2 separate regions of the Homo sapiens genome follow, and region 2 is linked to region 1. The links are chromatin contacts, found by Hi-C in ENCODE. All regions are on one chromosome and are shown on one strand. Each heading gives the region's core, a stretch centred on a gene start or an enhancer-like site at or near the end of the contact. The rest is flanking DNA. Distances are from core to core; before and after follow the strand shown.

The links. A loop is a pair of places that touch in the nucleus more often than their neighbours do. Pooled maps may share reads with other maps.
Region 2: a loop to region 1 is called in a pooled map, with 3 times the contacts of the local background. The contact joins the promoter of LINC02593 here to the promoter of LINC01409 in region 1. A Hi-C loop is called at or near these places in 2 of 50 pooled maps.

Annotation. Positions count from the first base shown.
Region 1 is chr1:777,477-780,176 of GRCh38, forward strand. It overlaps LINC01409 (long intergenic non-protein coding RNA 1409), which reads left to right and starts at 1,322. Exons shown (of 6, transcript NR_187359.1): 1 at 1,322-1,616. LOC100288069 (a long non-coding RNA gene) reads right to left here and starts at 1,158. Exons shown (of 20, transcript NR_168328.1): 1 at 808-1,158. RefSeq lists an enhancer at 875-1,444.
Region 2 is chr1:918,399-921,098 of GRCh38, forward strand. LINC02593 (long intergenic non-protein coding RNA 2593) reads right to left here and starts at 1,294. Exons shown (of 4, transcript NR_122045.1): 1 at 937-1,294; 2 at 427-517. It overlaps LOC284600 (a long non-coding RNA gene), which reads left to right. Exons shown (of 5, transcript XR_007065342.1): 5 at 1,572-2,621. It overlaps LOC107985728 (collagen alpha-1(III) chain-like), which reads right to left. Exons shown (of 5, transcript NR_168405.1): 5 at 1,845-2,700. RefSeq lists an enhancer at 1,792-2,700.

The sequences.
Region 1 (2,700 bases), core at 72-2,571:
TCCTCCTGCCTCAGTCTCCTAACTAGCTAGGGCCACAGGTGGACACAGTTATGCCTGGGTTTTTGTTTGTTTGTTTTGTAGAGACAGGGTGTCACTACATTGCCCAGGCTGGTGTCAAACTTTGGAGTCTCGCTGTGTCGCCCAGGCTGGGGTGCAGTGGTGTGATCTTGGCCCAGTGCAACCTCTGCCTCCCGGGTTCAAGTAATTCTCCTTTATCAGCCTCCCAGGTAGCTGGGACTACAGGCATGCGCCACCACGGCCAGCTAATTTTTGTATTTTTTGTAGAGACTGGGTTTCACCATGGCCAGGCTGGTCTCCAACTCCTGACCTCAGGTGATCCACCCGCCTCGGCCTCCCAAAGTGTTGGGATTACAGGTGTCAGCCACTGAGCCTGGCGGAGCACTTTATGTTATTAAGTAGCCTAACCCAGGTGGGTCGCTGTCCCTCACGCCTGTAATCCCGACAACTCTGATGGCCAAGGTGAGAAGATTGCTTCAACTCAGGAGTTCGAAACTGGCCCGGGCAACATAGCGAGGCACCCCCCGACCCCATCTCTAGAAAAAAATACAAAAATTAGGCCAGGTGTCCACCGCGCCCGGCTAATTTTTGTATCTTTTGTAGAGACGGGGTTTCGTCATGTTGCCCAGGCTGGTCTCGAACTCCTGAGCCCAAGCCATCCATCCTCCCGCCTCGGCCTCCCAAAGTGCTGGGATTACAGTAGGGCCCAGCCAGCCTCATGTTTTATTTAGCAGTCCCTCCCTGTTGCACACCTGGATAGTTTTTTAAATTTTTTTAGACAGGGTTTACCTCAATCTCGCAGGCTGGAATGCTGTGGTGGGATCATAGCTCACTGGAGCCTTGAACCTTTGGGTTCAAGTAGCTGGGGGGCTGAGGTAGGACTACAGAGATGGGGTTGCGCCATGTTGCTAGGCTGCTCTTGGCCTGAAGGGTCCTCCCGCCTCGGCCGCGCCAGACATAGTTTTCTATTTTTGACCAACATAAACACTGTGCTGGGTCTGAATTTTTCAGCTACCCTTCTTCAGCCGGCAACACACAGAACCTGGCGGGGAGGTCACTCTTACCAGTCCCCACTCTGATGAGAAAACTGCCCAGCTCCAGGCACCATGGCGCCCCAGTGATGTAGCCGAACACCCGCGCCTCTAACGTCGCCAACGGCCCACCTCTATGGTGTCGGCGAAGACCCGCCCTTGTGACGTCACGGAAGGCGCACCCTTGTGACGTCACAGGGGACTACCACTCACGCAGAGCCAATCAGAACTCGCGGTGGGGGCTGCTGGTTCTTCCAGGAGCGCGCATGAGCGGACGCTGCCTACTGGTGGCCGGGCGGGATGTAACCGGCTGCTGAGCTGGCAGTTCTGTGTCGCTAGGCTTCTGCCCGGCCGCCGCCGCACATAAGCCACGAGGAGGAGCTTTACGACTTCCCGGTCTTCGGCGCCGGGCGCAGCAAGGGCCAGACTCTGCGCTAGCAGGCGCTGCGCGCCAACCGGCCGGCACCTGTCGCAGAAGGTGCAACCGATCGCACTGTCGCGCAGAAGCTCCTCAATGGCCAGCGCCAGCTGCAGCCCCGGCCGCCCACTCGCCTCATCTGAGCCTGGGTACGTGCGCTCCACAACGCCTCCCCCAGCCAGGGCCCGGGGATCCCCGGGAGCGTCCCCGGCTACCTGGCGCCGCTCATCCTGGGTAGGGTCGGCCCCCTGAGGCTGCCCGGCATGAGGGAGTTGCACCCCTGAGCTTGACCTCTGACGGTCCTTTGTAATAGCATTAAGTCTTTGAAACTTGTAGCGGGGTAGAAGGGGCTAGGAAATGAAGAAAACATCTTTTTAAAAATATAAGCAGTCGGCTGGGCGAGGTGGCCCACACCTGTAATCCCAGCACTTTGGGAGGTCGAGGCGGGTGGATCACGAGGACAGGAGTTCAAGACCAGCCTGGCCAGCATGGTTTCACTGAAACCCCGTCTCTACTAAAAACACAAAAATTAGTCGGGCGTGGTGGCAGGTGCCTGTAATCCCAGCTACTCGGGAGGCTGAGGCAGAGAATTGTTTGAACCCGGGATGCGGAGGTTGCAGTGAGCGGAGATCGCGCCACTGCACTCCAGCCTGGGCAACAGACCAAGACTCCGTCTAAACAAACAAATATATGTGTGTATATATATGCGATCGAGCCCGGGAGGTTGAGATTACAGTGAGCTGAGATTATATAAGCGATCGAGCACTGGAGGTTGATGTTACAATGCGCTGAGATTGCGCCATTGCACTCCAGCCTGTGTAACAGAGGGAGACTCTGTCTCTAAAAAATTATATGCAAGTGAGAGCTTTTCTTCCAGCACTCATGCTCAGACTGAAGAAAGTAATTGGGCCAGGCCCGGTGGCTCACGCCTTTAATCCCAGCATTTTGGGAGGCGGAGGCGGAAGTGGGTGGATCACTTGAGCTCAGGAATTCCAGACTAGTTTGGGCAACATGGTGGAACCCTTTCTCTACAAAAATACAAAAAATTAGCTGGACATGGTGGCACGCGCTTGTAGTCTCCGCAACTTGCCGGGCTTAGGCGGGAGAATCGCTCAGCTGCAGCCTCGACCTCCAGGGGCAATCCATTTCAGCCTCCCAAAGTGCTGAGATTACAGGAATGAGCCATCGTGCCTGGCTTTACACTATATTTTAACACTTTTTTTGAAAATGGAA
Region 2 (2,700 bases), core at 44-2,543, 140 kb after region 1:
CCCCAGAGCAGCTCACGCGTGGGTACCCTCCGCTGTGTTAGCGTCCCGGCCCTCACACGGCACCCAGGCCTCGTTGGGGCAAGGCCTTGTGCAGACACGGTGGGATCTGCATGTGCACTGGGGCCTGTGCCTGGGCTGCTGCTCCCCGGCCACCGGTGTCAGGATCTCCAGGACCCCCATGAGTGGTCAGTGGAGCAGAGATGGCACAGACGCCAGCGACCTGGGTCATTCTCTACCTGGGATGTGGGACCCCAGAGACCATGCTGTGGGTCTTTATCTGCCTCTTCATGCAGGAGCAGGTGCGACCCCCGCCTGCCCCAGCCATGAGGCTCTGTCACAGGGGACCTCTGTGGCACCCTGTGCTGCAGGCAAGGCCTTAGGACAGATGCCACGCCACTGTCCAGGAGACTGTCTCCTGAGACTGACCTCCCCTTGCACTGGGCAATGTCTGCTGAAGATAAGGACGTCTTCACTGGGCCAGGCCTGGAGTTCTCCCAGATCGTGAGCTTTCCTCTCTCTGATGAAGAGGATACCTGTGGTCAAACTCCTACAGAGCACTGGGGACAGGAAGGCAGGCAGAGTCCCACCTGGGCAGGTGGTAGGAGTGGAAGGAGCAGGCAGGCAGCAGGGCTGCCCAGGGCTAGGAGTCTGGCTGTGAGCAGGGCCCACCCTCCCCTGGACACAATGGAGGACCCCGTGTGTGGTTTTCACTGACTGAGCACCTATCTCGTGCCAGACATGTGGGATTGCCGGTGAATTAACAAAAGCCCTGCTCTCAGGGGGCTCCCATCCCAGCACATACACCGTCACATCTGGGGTCCAGCCTGGACCCCCCCATGCAGTTGGAGAGGGTCTCAGAACCAGGTCTGAGAACAGCAACTTCCAGCCACGGCACCCCACCCCTCCCCAGCTGGCCTGGGCTCCAGCTCCTCGCACCTGAGGCTGCCTGTGCAGGGCCCCCGGCTGGTGCCCCTCTCCTCTGAAGCTCGGGGGTCGCCACAGCCTGGCACCCTCATCGGGCCTGTTACGCACGTTCTGGTCTCTCCGTGCCCACAGACCCGCCAAGCTCACCAGCCAATGTGCAGCCAGCACAAGCCCGACCTGCTAGGGGCCTCAGAACAAGCGGTGTGGCCCGAGGCCGTCACACAGCACCTGTGCTGAGAGTGAGCTGACGTGGACGGCGGCACCGTGGCCGTGGCAGAGGCACCATCCCTCCACCCTCACTCATGTAGGGATGTGGGGCACACGGACTGGAGCCCAAGGCCTTCGTGCTGGGCCCTGGCTCTGCACTCGGCTCCCAGAGTCTCCCACCCAATGTCAGAGAGGGTGCCGCAACAGTGCTTCGGGGGCTCCTGTCATGAGGGCTGAGGACCACCTAGGCCCACGTCCGCCCAGCAGGTGGCAGCTGCATCCCCGGTCCCCTCCACAACCCGGGCCAGGTCCAGGCTGCAGGCCGCAGTGTTGGCAGGGGGAGGAGAGGGTGAAATTGGCTGAGCCCATCCATTGGGACAGACCCTCCCGCTCCTTGGGGCTCTGGAGAACTCTATTCCTTCTCTTTGCTTAACCTCAAGGTGCTGGGGCCTCTGGCTGCTGCAGCATTTACAGAGGAATTGTCTGGGATGTGCCGGGCCGAGCACTGTAGCTCTCGCCGGTGTCTGCGTCAGCACGCTAGTGACATGGCAGGTGAGGACCACGGCACCGCCCCTGCGATCTGGCAGTCAGAGCCCACCTGTGTGTCTGCAGGAGCATCCCTGACTACACACCACGGGACGGCAGGGAAGGGTCCCTCGGGCCCCACCCCTTTGTTCTTTCAATGGTAAAGGTTCAGGTCGGTGGACAGACTGGACTTGGAAACACCTTCTTGCGTCCTCGAAACGACGTGGCACGCAGCCAGCTCACAGCACCCAAAGGCACGGGCAAGTTGCATCACGGCAGCCCCTCCTGTCTGACCAGGAGCAGGTGCGTTCCTGAGGTCCTGGCCACTTCTGCAGGAGCGTCCGAGGGAGCCCAGCTGATATACCACAGCCCCTGACCTCCCAGGTTAGCCTTTCCATCCAACAGCACCAGGACTGGACAGGCCACCTTGGCTGAGGATCACGTGTGCCTGGGTCTGGGCGGTGCTGATGCCCACAGGCCCTGAGTCTGTGTTGCGCACAGGCCTTGGAAAGCAGTGCACATCCTGTCTGCACCGGTGTCTATAGTGAAGCCATCTTTGTCCGTGTGGCCATGGGAGGGTCTGTCTGTGCTGTGTGTGTGTCCTGCGCGCGTCGGGAGCTGCTGCGCCACACACAGGCACGCAGGGTGTGGGCACACCTGTGCTTCTGAGCCCACGTGCCCTTGCCGGTGGCCAGGCACACACACAGCTGTGCATCCTTGGCCCAAGATCAGCTGTGCCACACCTGCAGGCTGCAGGATCTTTTCTGTATATCTCCCTCCATCACCAGAAGTAAGCTCAGGACTGAGGCTGACAGGCTGGTCTGAGCGCTGCTCACCTGCACCTCCTGGCTGCACCTGTGGCCCCGGACTCAGCTTCCCCATCTCTCTCCTCCCCACCCCACCTCTGGGTCATCTCCGGCTGGGGCTGTACCACATCTGGGCTCAATAAATGGTTGATTGATTGATGAGGGGATGGATGAGAAGGGCTCTAAGAGAAATGCTGGGGAGCCTGGGCAGGCACTCCCGGATGGCGGAGGCGGCATG